2 separate regions of the Mus musculus genome follow, and region 1 is linked to region 2. Evidence: chromatin loops called from intact Hi-C (ENCODE). Cell type or tissue: gastrocnemius. All regions are shown on one strand. Each heading gives the region's core, and the rest is flanking DNA. Links, peaks and the distances in the headings are about the cores only.

Evidence for each region. Peaks named below come from ENCODE experiments on the same cell type or tissue, not always from the same donor. Only the 100,000 strongest peaks of a DNase experiment are listed, where the experiment ranks them.
Region 1: it touches region 2 in a loop (9-fold over the local background); 20 of 42 quality-filtered maps call a loop at or near these places.

The regions. Positions count from the first base shown.
Region 1 is chr14:101,371,795-101,379,325 of GRCm38, reverse strand. No RefSeq gene overlaps it. Among named protein-coding and RNA genes, the nearest start is that of Gm34361, 170 kb to the right of the region's middle. In gastrocnemius, for the core only: no CTCF peak of the experiment used is centred there; DNase peaks (open chromatin) are centred at 1,419 and 3,324.
Region 2 is chr14:99,927,722-99,935,252 of GRCm38, reverse strand. The region is part of intron 5 of Klf12 (Kruppel-like factor 12); the gene reads left to right. Among named protein-coding and RNA genes, the nearest start is that of Gm22970, 160 kb to the right of the region's middle. In gastrocnemius, for the core only: a CTCF peak has its summit at 3,173 (motif pointing left); a DNase peak (open chromatin) is centred at 3,171; H3K4me3 peaks cover 202 bases.

The DNA of each region.
Region 1 (7,531 bases), core at 902-5,901, 1.4 Mb before region 2:
CAGTGGCCTTTTATTCACTTAGAAAATGCTTTCCCCGGATCCCAGCTCAATTACCTTTTGTCTCCCCTCTGTTCTAATGCTCTGGTAGGATGCATGAAAAACAAAGCAAGGTTAGACATTTTCTATCTCTCCTACAATGGTTTACTTTCCTTGTTTCCAGAACCAAATGGAATGAGTGGTCTCAAAGCCCCAATCCGTGTGCAGGCATGCGTATATACAAACCGATATGAGTAGTGTCGCGTCTGGTCCACGTTTACTTTGTCCGAAAGGAAATATATAAATAAACACAAATAAGCAAAACTTTCTTTCCTTTGGGTAAAATGTCTGACAAGGTTTTCACTACTTGGCTCAAAGTGTGTGTTTATTTGTCACTTCAGAGGTCCAGTATCTGAAAAACTATTCAGAATGATGGTTAATCAATCCAACAACTAGCTACTGACTAGGAGGATGGAGAAAGCCTTTTATTCTGTGTTGTGGGGGATGCAGAGATAAGTGCTTAATGCCAAAGAATTCACCACCCAGTCTTAGAAAAATCGCTGTGGGCAGGTAAAGCATTGAGGGCAAGCATCGAGGGCATGCGTGTTAGCGTGCGACTCTAGGCTGCAACTGTGGGCTGCTGTATTATAGTCACTGGAGATTGAGATCTGAGAGGCTGTTCTACTCATTCAGAGCACCGTATCTAGCAGTGAATACAGGATAGTTTGGTTGCCTCAAAGCCTCGCCATGCTTGATTTGAGCTGTACTATGCTATACTGATAAAGATGCGAATTAATTCCCCAAAGGATGAAATTTACCTTAGGTCAGCAGGATAATCTGCCTTTCTAAAGCACCTCTCCATGTGTTACCTCAGGGAGAACACTCTGCAAATATTTTACATTGTGATTATGTTCAACAAAATATAAGCAAGAGATGAACACATCGATATTGAAGACTTCAGCGTGGCCAGAACCCAGAATGCCAAACTCCTTATTGTTACTGCGGCTATATGTTCTTCCCTTGCAGAATATATTTAGTAGATTTGGATGGAAAGGGACAATTTCTCCAATGGGAAGAAAGTGCAGAGTCTCTCTCTCTCTCTCTCTCTCTCTCTCTCTCTCTCTCTCTCTCTCTCTCTCTCTCTCTCTCTCTCTCTCTCTCCTCTCTGAATTTGGAGAGCGAGGAGAAGGGGCGGGGGAATCTTCCAGAGGTCTTGGTCTGTTGCGATATCCTTGCCAATCCTTCAATTACTGTATTTCTTTCATGAGAAATTGTTATTAGAATGCACTCACCCTTTTAGGGAGCTGTGAATGTGGTTATAATTGCTTGTTTCTGAGATAATTCGCCTGACAGCAGAGCCCTGGAAAAGTTACTTGAACAAACGGAACAAGGGCATTAGCCTTGGCTATGTCGGCTGCGAGGATGCGGCACCAGTCTGGGCTGTACCAACCTGGGCTGTGTCGGCTGCGAGGATACAGGGGAGCCATGGTGGTCACGGGAAACACAGCTAGAAATTCCTCTGTTTCAGTGTGTGAGGACCACTTGGGTTTTGATATTTCCTGGAGGAGGGAACTTGAACTACATGAGGTCTTGGTGGGTTCAGTTGCAGTCGCTGATAATGAGTGGACTGTCTAGTTGATCCCATTTTCCCCCATCCTCCTTCTTGGGAGGCTACGTGGATCCAGATTCAAACTCACTTGAATCATCTCACTTCTGCAGGAGCAAGGGAGGGGGAAAGAGGATGGCAAAAGGTTGATTGATTTCAGGCATTTAATCAATGAAAAAAATTTTTAACATCTGTATTATTGGTGCTGCTGATAGTCTTTGATGTCATTGATCAAAGAGTTGTGCTAATTCATTACAAACTGACATAAAACGACATGTTTTTAGCTCCTGGGGAGTAAATAGGATACACTTTGTCTTAAAAGTTTAAACTCTCGAGATCAGCATACTATGATAGTATTTTCCCCCTGCCTCTAAACTTTTGGCTCATTTTATTTTCTTAAAAAAAAAGATTGTAGAAACCTCCCAATGATGCCTGTTTATCGGCACCGTAACCAAACACTGGTAATCAGAAATTCCATTGGCTAAAAGTCAGACAGTAACCATTCACAGGGGAGAATAAAAACATTATCCAGTCAATACCGGAGTTTAGCAAGATACTGCCCAGCCCTTCAGGATTGATGCAAAGAAGCAAATACAGAGAACACTTCAACCAGCCCGCTGACCTGTTTCCTATTTTCATTTCCCTTCCCAACATTCCTCTATGGAGTTAAAAACCTACAGAGTCACAGGTTTCATATAAAACATAGTCAGTTTTGGATGTTATCTGACCATGGCCAGTTTAAAGTAGGTAGCACAAAGACAGAGAACCAAGACTTATCTAGAACATTTGCTAGATTCCAAGGTAGAGAGCATGCTAGCCTGCTCCCCCTGATGGTGTCATTTATGTTGTTAAGTGGCTTTTCCATGACTAACAACTTAAGCATGCACTTGCAAGCTACCACTTTTTTTTTTTAAGTTACAGCAAAACCTGGCCAGTGTTGCATAACCTTTCAAACTCCCTTTAAGCCTCAAAAGCCCAAGTATGATGTTCTACATCAACCACACTAACTCTGTAGATACGAAAGAGGAAAGCAGAGCTCTGTGTCCTGGCAGGGAGTGGGTCCCTCAGGGATGTGAAGTTAAGCAGAAAAAGAAAAGCAATATGTAAAACTGAAACTCACATTTGGGAAAAAAAATCGGTGGTTCATTTAATATACAGGAAAATGACTAAAATCACAATACCTGAAGTTTGGTTGCCTGCAGAAAGAACAGTGGGAGTGTGTAAAAGGTAAAATCATGAACTCACTTCGTTGTATTATCTGTAGTGTTTGAATATTTTTTGCTGAAATATATGCATGTATTATTCATGTAATAAGCTAGTTTTGAAGACTATACATCTCATCACTCCACCTGAGACACGCTGGACAAAAAACACTGATGTAATCTTCTGTCCTGCATTGCGGAACATACAGAAATGTTCCTTGGCTGTCCCATTTATTATAGCACCAATAGATAAAGAGTTAAGCCGTCTCGTGCATTTTAAATGCCTGGATTCTCACAATCAAAGCAATCAAAATCCACTTCCACCTTAGCCCTCTGACACCATCCATCAAGTGGGTCTCGCTCTGTTGGGAGATCGGGCTGTTTCACACGTGGGAGAGCATTGAGCTGCAGGCAGCTTGCACTGTGCTGCTGAGGAGAAACCCAGGGAGGCTCTAGGATGATCTGCTCAGGGGCTCCTTCATGGCCTTGGCCTGAGCTTTGCTTCTCCTGTTGAGAAGCCTCCTCCCACATCCATTCTCGCTTAAACAAGCAGGGTCTTGGCATACAGAGAGAGCATCAGAAATGGATGGATGTTCAGCCAATTCATTATCACTTGGAAAAAAAAAAAAGATCGCACTTCTCTGAAGGGCTAGGAACCTGCCTGGCTGTCTTTCCGATGTCACTGTGCTGTCAGACACTCTGTGGTCATTCTTTTGATGTCTTACTTAACTCTGATATCTATTTCCAAACCACATTTTAAACTGGGTAAATTCTATGCTAGTGTGGGCTGACTGGGCTCTCACAGGCGATTCAGATTCTCTAGCCCCACCTCTCTCCTTTTCTCCTTCACCCCTCCCTTCCTCCTCTCCATCCCCCCTGGCTTCTCTCATCTTCCCTTTCCTGTGCTTTCTTGTTCCCTATCAATGTCTCACCGTCTTGAAGTAAGCACTGTGGACACATTCTTATCAGCCCTTGCTGGGCTCTGTCATAGACCGGCACGCAGAATGACAGTGCTTTAATTTCCCAGGCTGGAGAAAGCTGATTGCTTTGTCATATCTAATTGAATCTTTTGTTTGTTTGCTTGTTTGCTTTCCTATACCAAAAAAGAAAATCACCCTAAGTGTTGGGGAAATGCCAGATCAGATTCAGTTTCAGTCAGAAGTCATGGAGAGGAATTTGGGGAAGAGCTGAAAGGAGTCACCCCTTCCCAAAGCCTTCCTCTCTGTGGTATTTTCCCATGCATAGGTTCCTATGGGAATCCCAAGAGAATATCTATGGAAAAAATGTTTTAAAGAGCGTACCTGCTATCAGAAGCTGCTAACAGGCAGAAAGCACAACCAATAAGCAAGCCATTCCCCCTAGTATATCTCAGGATTCAGACCTTTAGCAAAGTGCTTATAAAATTCTCCATTTCACACCTAAAAGGGGCTTTAAGCTAGCAGAATGTATATATGAAAGTTATATAGTTCAAAAGTTGTTATTATAAAATACAGTGTGGAAAGTTGGAGGAGCAGGGCTGTTTAACGCATACAACCCTGGGTGAAAATAGTCGTAGGTGTCTCACAGTCTAGGCCTACTTCACTGTCTCGCACAGACTTTTATCTCAAACTGTTGTTAGCAGCCAGACACTCCTCCCATGGCGACATGTGATGCTGGACCTAGGAATGCCCCACCCAGAACCTGCCTTAGACCTACGACAAAGGTTTTATTTTTGGAAGTTTTCTTCACATATATCCATTGCCCTATTTTTCCCCGAGGTCCTCTAGATATTTTTATTCAGGCAAAGAAAAGGGATGCAGTTTGTTCTTGCCCTCTGGGTTGTAGGTGGAGACTGAGCTGTTTGTGTCTTGCCATGTCACTTGAGTCAAGAGGCACTCTGAGAAAAGGACTGGAGGAAATTGGGCTTAAGGAAGAAACTGCCAGCCGGCAGAATGCAATAGACTGCCCTTGTGACAATTCCACCCAGGTGTTCTTCATGGAGATTCCGAGAGGAAAACCAACCTCTGCATGGAGGAGTGTGGTAGGTACCAGCTTTGTAAGACACTCAATGTCTCTGCCTGTCTGTCTCTGTCTCTCTATCTGTCTCTGTCCCTATCCCTATCTTTATCTCTCCCCCTCTCTCCTTCTCTTCCTATTTCCCACCCCCCCCCCCTCTCTCTCTCTCTCTCTCTCTTTCTCTCTCTCTCTCCCCCCTCCTTCTCTGAAGCACTCAATCCCAGGGCACGCTTGATGAGTGTCATGCAGTTGACTTTTAGGCCCTATTTTCTCTCTTGACCAGAGATCTCTGTGTGTGGCTCATCCATGCACAGAAGTTCCAAGCCTGAGAATCAGTTTGAAGGGCTTCTACCTTCTAGTGTGATGCTCTGAAATCAAGGCTTCCTTGGTCAGCAGCAGGACTAGAGTTGGGGTGACAGACTTCAGGAACTGGCTGGTAGGTGATAAAGCTATTTTTAGCGGGTGTTCAGGGATCAGGCAGGACAGATTTCTCAGAGGGTATGTGTAGATGGCTGGAACTCTGCGGGGAGACAAGCCCACAGTAATTGTCCTGTGCTCGCCGTTCTTATCCTCTTCTGTGTTTTAGAAGTTTCTTTTATTAGAGATTCATTTTTTTCCATATAAACCAGGCTTCACAAATGCAAGTTTTTTTTTTTTTTTGGACAATGCAATTAGCTGGTTTTATTTTTTTTTCTACATTTTTCTTTGTATGGTTTCTTTTATTTAGTGTAGACATTTCCCAGATTTTTCTGTAGCCAAACCAAATTCCTTTTCATTTCACATATAAAGTAACAACCAACAAATCACCTTTTCATCAACTCATACCAACTAGACAGATGTAAGGCGCCCGTTCCCAAGTCCCACCCATTCTGCTCTTCACCTGGGTTCCTAAATCTAGAAATTACCCGAACTGACGATGAACTTATGTTTTTCAAACACACTGAACACTGTAGACTCTTAAAGGTTTTTATTTTTTAGTTTTTATTTTATTTTTTATTTTTTGCAAAACTAGTTACGCAGATGTACTGGCTAGTTTTGTGTCAACTTGACACAGCTGGAGTTATCACAGAGAAAGGAGCTACAGTTGAGGAAATGCCTCCATGAGATCCAACTGTAAGGCATTTTCTCAATTATTGATCAAGTGGGGAAAGGGCCCTTGTGGGTGGGACCATTCCTGGGCTGGTAGTCTTAGAGAGCAAGCTGAGCAAGTCAGTAAAGAACATTCCTCCATGGCCTCTGCATCAGCTCCTGCTTCCTGACCTGCTTGAGTTCCAGTCCTGACTTCCTTTGGTGATGAACAACAGTATGGAAGTGTAAGCCGAATAAACCCTTTCCTCCCCAACTTGCTTCTTGGTCAAGATGTTTGTGCAGGAATAGAAACCCTGACTGAGACAGCAGATAAGGCCATTTGAAGGCGTCGCATAGGATGTTCTCAGTGTTGTATTGTCTTGCACATTGCTATCATGTTTGTTGCTAATACTTTGTTCTGTGGTAACACGCCCCAGACTTCTGAAGCTATGTTTATATACAAGGCTCTCCTGACAATATTTTTTATTCTGATTTAAGCTTCTTAGAATAGAAAACAATGAAAGCAGGTTTTTATCCTGGAGGCTTAAAAAAAACAACATATCTTGCATTGGATTATTTCCCTGTTTATGTAAAATAATGTCTTCTTGTTTTAAAACGACAAACTGTATGAGTTATTGTTATGAGTTGGTCTAGGGATCTGTGCAGTCTGGATTTATTTTTAATGCATCCTCTACTTGAATAAGTTGTGGTTATTTACTGTCTATTCTATCCCTTCAAATAACTTCCATCGAAGGTATTTTTTTATAAAAAGTATTTTAATCTTTTCACTTATGCTTGGGTAGCATTTTGCCACGTACACAGTATTTTCACGTTCATTATCTTATTGATTGTTGCCAAGACATTTTAAACAACCTTGCAAATAGTATTTAAAAATCATTAGGGCCATTAATATTCTATTTAGTCTGCAAAAATTTGAAATAGCTGATGCATCCATATCTCAGAACCAAGAGGATATGAAATTTTGCCTGTGGCAAAAAATGCACAGAGCATTTACTCAGTCGCAGAAGCCAAATTCCAGTGAAGAAATACAGGAGAGAAGGTAAATGCACAAGAGCTGTTTACTCTAGTTATTTTTAGAAATATTGGTGCAAAAATTATGGCTTCTCTTGATTTGAAAATAGCTAAAGAGTCTTATTCAGGATGAGGGTGGAACTGACCTGAGCTGGTTTCCACTTCCTGCACTGTGGAGAGAAGAACAAGGACAATATAAAGCGGAAGTTTCTGGCTTTTTTGGAGACTCAGTTGTATCATGTGATGTTTTTCTGGAAACTGTTGTATGAGAGGATGTTTCTGCTGAAGCAGACACATGGGAGGATGTTTTGCTGAGACCCGACATGTGGTGTTTTTCTGAATGCATCCTGGAAAAAGGGCATGTAAAGTTCTGCTTGAGAAAACTCATGATGCTTGGAAAGAGAACAAATATAACCCAACAGATGGTGAATGATGCTGTGTGGTATTGGTATGCTTTACCATTCTTTGCGGTCATTGTTCAGCGTTGCTTACGCTGGTCTTCACTCATGACATTGTATGGTATTATTCGCCTGCTGTTGTTTGCTGGTCATCATTTTTTGCTGTGACTTCATAGAGAAACACACCAAAGAACTGGTTGTTGTCTGGTGGCTTCTTGCTGATTCTGACTTGGGACGATTGGCAGAGCCTCAAG
Region 2 (7,531 bases), core at 919-5,918:
TCAGACTATCAAGATAATACATCATTCTCACACTAACAAGGACGTTAATTTATGCTCTAAAATAATTTGCTTAGTTCTAGTGTTTGTTGACTCTTCATATAATTGTTATTTGTGGGGTACATTTGATACCGCATTGAGTATTTAAACTCCACATAGAAAAGCTACCTACAAGTCCTGTTGCTTACTGAATTTGAAATGACATCACATGTTTATCCTCTGTCAGGCTGCTTTCCCTTCGAAACCTGCTCAGATAGTAAAGTTTAAAATAAAAGATACTGTATGAAATCTGAACAAATGGAGTTATTAATATATGCATTGCAGAAAATAGTGTGTTCCAATATGAAAATATGTATGTGTTCCATATAACAGTACCATTGACTGCTCTTTTGGTTAGGGGTGTGAGGAGGGGTCTTGTGTAGCCCAGGCTAGCATATATCTCACGTAGCTAAGGCTACACTGAAATCTATATCTTCCTCTGGTCAAGTCCTGGTATTACAGGTGTGCACCATGACAGACGATTGAGATACCTGCTCTTTTACCATAAATTTGGTCATTGCAAATGAGAGGGAGGGAGAGAGAGAGAGAGAAAGAGAGAGACAGACAGACAGAGACAGACAGACAGACAGACAGACAGACAGACAGAGAGAAAGAGAACGAGCTATGTTCCATATAAGTATTTGAGAGAAGAACAACTACAATGGGAAGCCAATCAAAACTCTCACTATATCTATGAAGATGCTGGGAACGGTGCGTGCAGTAATAACTCCAAAAGGCCTACCAGTAGGGACGTTCCATGGACTATAATTTTGTCCTGATCTACATCTACCCCCACTCCCAGTTTTCGCATGCACAGAGGAGTCTCTGTGGACACAAGACAGCCAAGTAATCAAGCGTTTAGTACTTTCAAATTATTAATGACGGTTTTATCTGACCGCTGGTCTTTATAAAGTTTCTTGATTATTTACCTAAAACTAACTATTACATGTCTTGGCATAGCAAAACATCCTAATAATATGTATCTTTTACTATCTGAAAAAGGGCAATAGATGATGTATTTATCAAAATATCTACAACAACACAGTATCGTTGGTCCTCACTATATATATTCACAGCTAATTAGCTGCCTGCTCTGCTGGAATCCACTGCCCATTCTCCTGGAATCCTCTATCCATTCTCCTGGAATCCTTTGTCCATTCTCCTAGAATTCTCTATCCATTCTGCTGGAACCCACTGCCCATTCTCCTGGAATCCTCTATCCATTCTGTGGAATCCTCTATCCATTCTCCTGGAATCCTTTGTCCATTCTCCTAGAATTCTCTATCCATTCTGCTGGAATCCTCTGCCCATTCTGCTGGAATGCACGGGATATTCGGGGGAAGCCGTTGTCTCTAAGTTTCCATTCACCTAAATAAGCGCCCTTTATCAGATGGGAGTCTCCAGTTAGAAGTAAAGGCAACTAAGTGACTCAGACTGCCATAAACCAAGGAACATGGGGACTCTAGAAGCGGATAGGGTGTAAAAGAAGATAAAGCAGAAGCAGAACCCCTGACTCAGAGCAACAGGCCAGGTGCAGCGGAAGGACTTAGCAGGCAGCTCTGACCCAGAGGAGCCCAGCCCAACACTGGCCCTCACACTCAGCGTAAGGGAAGACAGGTCCTTATGATGGACTTCAGACTGGGCTGTATCTAGCCCTGGGCTAAGGAGGAAGGGCCTGGGTGTTGACAGGACTAAGGCTATTTCAGAAGGAGAGGAAGAGGGAAGAAACGGAGTTGTGGTTTCCTGAAAGACAAGGAGGCTTTAGTGGCAAAGCCGTGGAGAGCACTCGTCGCAGGCTGGCCACCTTCAGTTTTCTCTTCTGTTCAAAGGGGGAAAGAAACTGTCAGAGTTAGGAACCTTGAATGATTTCCCTGGGAGGCTGTAGTTTCTCATCTTTCTGATGATACCAAGATGTACTTTTAACAGTAGCTAGAGAAAGTGACTTTCTCGAGTGCTACCCTGTTATTCAATAGCCAGAACCCAAGGATGCTAAGGCAGAAAACACACAGAGCCTTTCCCACGGAGTGCCCAACGTTTCATTCTAACCACCGCATCCCTCTATCCTCATCGGACATTGAATCACATAATCAAAAATAACCTGTCTATATGGAAAACACACGTTGTGTTGATACTAAAAATGGGCAGAGGACAGCAGAGCTTCCTGGGAGATGCCCAGAGTGTGTGGCCAGAAGCTTGCGTTCTGTTGTACATCTGCCTTTGAACTCCTGCATCACTGTATTTGTCTCACGTCAATCGAAGAATGTCAGGCCCAAACTGTTGCAGTTTTAGCAAGGTGCTTAGGAAATCCTACTCCTCACTGGGGCATCCTGAAGGAAAACGCTTTATAAGCCTAGGTCTTTAGTAACCATCCCATTTGGTCTTCGTTATAAAAGGTTCCTTCCTACCGCCCTGGTGATTCGTTGGCGTGCCTAGTACTCATCACAGACCCTGACGAGGCTACAGTTTGCTTCAGGTGTCTCCGAAACAATGTAGAATCCTGAGCCTATAGGGAGGTTTAAGGTGTGGTTCAATACAATCAGTACATATATGTTCTAGAAAGGGTTTGTGCCACAGCTGGATGAAAAGGGAACTTGTAGGGAGTGATGCAGAATTTGCTTCAGTTTGCCCAGAAGAGCAGTGCTCTGTGTCCTTGTCACTGTGTGGACACTGGAACTGCTCTCCTGAGCTACAAAAATACGGAGAACATTTATATATCAGAATATCTACTTAACAGTCTGAAAAAAAAAAAAAAGCCATGACTTTATTCACCCATAGGGTGATGTTAATATTCTTGCAAAATCCCTTTATTTCCATAGGTTTTGCCCATTCCTCTAATCATTTCCTTAAACATCTGTAAAGAAAAATACTACTTTATGTGGGAATGCAAGAGACAAGCAAACTCACTCCTGTTATTTTTCACTTTTAGACCTGAATTATTTTGTGAAGTTTACAAAGCCCTGTAGCTTAACTTAAGAGTGGACTGATGTCCTTCGGTGGAAGTAATTTACAGTAATCTTCCCCAACCTGCATGGTATTTATTTGTGAAAGACAAGGAAGTATGGAATTACCATGGAGAACAGAAACAAAGGCCGGAGGAAACCATGTTCAGAACAGAAGAGAGTTGCTGCCACCTAGAGGTGGAAGTGGGTGTCGCTGAGAGCTGTAAATGGTTGATGTCATACAATCCTAAAACCAAAATGCAATCTAGGGACATCATCTCCACCTCTAAACAGGAATGGACTCATTTGGCCTTCTAGCCTCCATTAAAACTGGGCCTTGAATGCTCAATAAGATTGTAGTGGCTCGGGGTTTTTGTTTTTGTGTGTTTCATTTTTGTTCTCTTCAGCCTTATTTCTTTCTGTTCCTGCAGTTAGTTCTAACTCTCTGAAAGTCTTCGTCCTCCACAGCACATTTGTGAGCCATTTGCAAGCTAGTGGGTAATGTCTTTTCCATACTCTGGGCTACCTTTTTTCCAATGTTATCCTAAAATTTCCACTAGGGATGCCCCACTTCTCATCAAATTGTGTGGCTCGTGCAATTTTACTTTTTTCCTAAAACAGGGCAGGAGGCAGGGGCAAGCTATGTGGTTGGAGTCCTGGGAAGACGGGCAAGAGGAGAGGACCCTGAGCCTCACCTGAATCATGTAAAAACCTGGTAACTGCCTATAATCCTAGCATTTTGGAGAAAGATGCAATTGCATCCAAGAGCATACCAGATGCCTGGATTGACCCCGGAGCTACATGTTTCTTGCCTCCTCCTCCTTCCGCATGCCCTCACCATCCCTAGCTGGATGCACTCCTTTAAGCTCCTCACTGGCATCCCTCAATAGAGGGTCTTTCACCATGCCTAGTGATCACTGCCAAAGGCCAGTGGAATTACTCCTGGGTTCCTAGCTTAGCTGTTTTGGCAAGAATTTGGAAGTCCAGAGTCCTTACCATTGCACACGAGTCCTTTCCCAGATGTTTGAAGCCCTGCGCATCATGCACAGAGCCCTTACCATTGCACACGAGTCCTTTCCCAGATGTTTGAGGCCCTGCGCATCATGCACAAGCACTTGCCCATTTTCCTTCCTGTGAACTTTCTCATCTTCCTGGACCCTAAATTTCAGCCACATTCAGTAGCGGAACATGCCACAGCAGGCTCCGGCCACACTGATCACTAAAGCCACTATATCCGTTTCGGTACTTTCGCCTTGTTAGTGGGAAGCTCAGGAAGTTTTGAAAGATTTGTCCAAGTTTGCAGAACAAATCAAACTCAGGATCAGCACATCTTTCTTCTAACTATGGTGATTTTTTTTTTTCTTTCCATTTTTTGGTGACCATTTCCCATCTCTTGAAGCATACTTCAAGAAGAGCAGAAGAGCTCAGATCTGGGGAGCAGGGAGGGGTTGCCTCCTGTTAACCATCTCTAAACGTCAAACCATCGTCTCTGTTTCTTGCCTGTTTGTAACTACTGTGCTGGACAAAACCTTTGAAGTGTGTGTGTGTGTGTGTGTGTGTGTGTGTGTGTGTGTGTGTGTGTGTGAAACAGACGTGTAGTTCTGAAGCTCACGCGCAACACCTGCTCTGTCGCTCCCTAATTAAGAGATGCAGAGACAACATTGAGTCCTTCCTGCTCTTGCCTATTTAATTTATAGGGATAATCCGATGCTGAACGAAGGGGACTTTGTAGGAGAGGACTTCATAAGCCTTATGAGGCAAGTCGGTAAAACATGGCTCTGCGGCATTGTCTTTTTCATTTTTTTTTCTCTTAAGTAAACCTTCTTTATAATGCTTTAACAATACAAACTTTGCCACATTTCTCTTTGTTCCTCATTTCCACGAGCCACATACTATCTCGAGATGTTCTAACTGCACTCCTCGCCTCCACCTGCCTTTGGAGACCATCCTTTCTCCACTGGATCCGGGGTTTCCTCAGTGGGCTTGCGAGGGAGCTCTATCTCTCTGCTTTTGCTCTGCCAGCCAGTTCTCCATGGCAGAGGGAAAACCGGCTTGATTAATACAAGCTTGCTTTTCCTATCTCCTTGTGATTGTAATTAGTCTGACGCAGAAGGTTCTCCCACTGAATGAGTGTTGTGTGGCTTTAAAAAAACAAAGCAAAACAAAACAAAACAAATCTGTGTCCTTTGAGTATATTCATTGAACGGGTTTATTTGTGGCTTATATTAATGGATTTGAAAATTGACCTTGTAGTTGTTACTGTGATGCCTTTCCAAAGCACAAATAACCCTCAGACATTGCAACTCTGGATGTGAAACATAACTTCAGTGCTGGATCCAAGGTTTAATAGGAATAATGTGCATGCCATTTTAGCTTGAACAGGCGCTTAGATAACTTTGCTCTTTAGTCTATTAGCTTATTCAACAGCTACAGAATTTTAAACAGCACCGAGAAGAGTGTCAATCTTTGGGGTAAAGACTTAAATCATTTATAGTTCCAAGAACTAAGAGGCTAGAGCGCAAGATCACAGCAGGCCGTGTCCCCACAAACCTGAAGCACTGAAAGGGCCAAAGCATTGAAGACAGTTTACAGGAAGTGGCTGCCCAAGAAAGTCTAGTGTTATCATTGGCCACAGAGGGAGATGTGGCCTCTGAAAGCAATAAACGTAGATTGTATTCTCCAGTAATTATTTTAATTCCTTTAAAACTGACCCGGTTTTGAATACATACGAAGAACAACTGAACGACACGGAAGTTGGAGAGCAGGCTTTGAACTCAAGGGAGGCCAGTTCAAGTCCCATCTGCTGCTGAAGCAAACCTGCAATCTCTTTACAACCATTTCCACTGCAGGAAAGTATAACAAGAATATCTTTTATGCTGGAGCTCCGCAGATTAAAATTCCACCAGCCATAGCCAAATCCTATAGACCAGGCACCTTAAACCCCAGGGATTGTCTTCTCCCAGGTCTGGAGGCTGGGAGTCCAAATCAAGGAATGAGTTCCTTCGTGGCGGGCAGCAGGCCACTTTCTATTGGTAATTTCCCCAAGTGAAGAGAACAAAGGGGAGCTGCAATCTTTCTTCCTTTACTTGAAAGGATGTTAACCCTTAGTCCACGCCTCTTCTCAACCTAGTCTTCTGAAGATCTCATCTTCAGATACCATCGCATGAAAGGAGAGGGCTTCTCTCTGAGCTTTCAGAGGGACTCAAAATTAAATTTAGCCTATAACAATTTTTACTCAGTTAAGGATGTGAACCGATTGGGACCATGCACGTTTGTTACCCTGCTTATTAATAAAATGTCAATTCTTAATTGTCAGTTTGGGGAAAACCAATTATTGAAATATCACTTTTGCCTGATTTTTGCATTCTCTGTGACAGAAAAATCTAATGCAGGATTGGCAGCGGGTTCTGGAATCAATAATTTACTCCCAGGTGTGCCTGGTTATATTGCTGGTTAATAATGCATCCCCTGGAGGGAGGGAGAAGTGAGCCCCACAGTCCTCACTCCTCATTTCTACCACATCGCCCCAAAAGAAAGCAGTGATATCTGATTTTGCCAAGAACAGATAGTGGGCACTATTAAAACCACTTTTCAATAATATTTTAATTTTTTTAATGTTTCATAGTTTCAGTTGCATAAATACCTTCATTATTGCTTATAGCCATTCTATGAAGATGCCTTGAAAGATGTTATTACCTTAATCTTTAAAATGAAAAGAGGCAAAATGAGGTAAGGATTATGGGATCAGTCTACTGACTTGTGAGGTTCAGTTTTTATATCCTAACTCTAACCTTTGGCGAGTTATTTAATATATCTGTTCCTCGGCTTCTTAATCTATAAAATGGGGCTTCCTAACTATATTGTCTCGTGGTTCTTAGGGACACTAAATGTCCTAGGAACTGTGTTTAGTATGGTCAGTAAATTTTGATGATCATTATAAAAAGATACACAACTATTTAGTGCAGTGCTGTAACCAAGGCATAGCTAAGACAGTCCCCATATAACTAAGCTGCCTTGACATTTCTTTGAACCTCTTTCTCATTAACTCTCCTTCCATTTAAATATTCATGTTCTCCCAAGTTCTGTCTCATTTACATAGTCTCCCCTGATAAAACCCTTCTCCCTAAGTAAAGCATACAGCCCATTGCTGATGAAGATCCAGAGTTCTTAGGTTCTCTGAGTCCACACCACACATCTTTGTAAGTGTGAGCTGTGCGTGAACAGAGTGGATGTGTGGGTCTCTTGGACTACCATGTTTCCAGTACTTAGCATAAGACCTGCACACAGTGGGTCATAAATACTTAAAGGGGAGAGAAAGAATATTGCATTTCTTGAAAACAGAATGATTTAACCAGTTTGCAAGTCCATTACTAAATTACATGCCTAAACCAATCTTTACTCTTAGAATGGTAATCTTAAAAGAAACAGAATCTTTTAAGACTTTTTAAATTTACCCAGCTGAAACAATTAGGTATTTAGAGACTTAGCATATTTTGAGCACCTACTGTGTGCAGGTTTTGTGCTAATGCTTGAGGTCCTCAAGGAGTTTCTGTCTT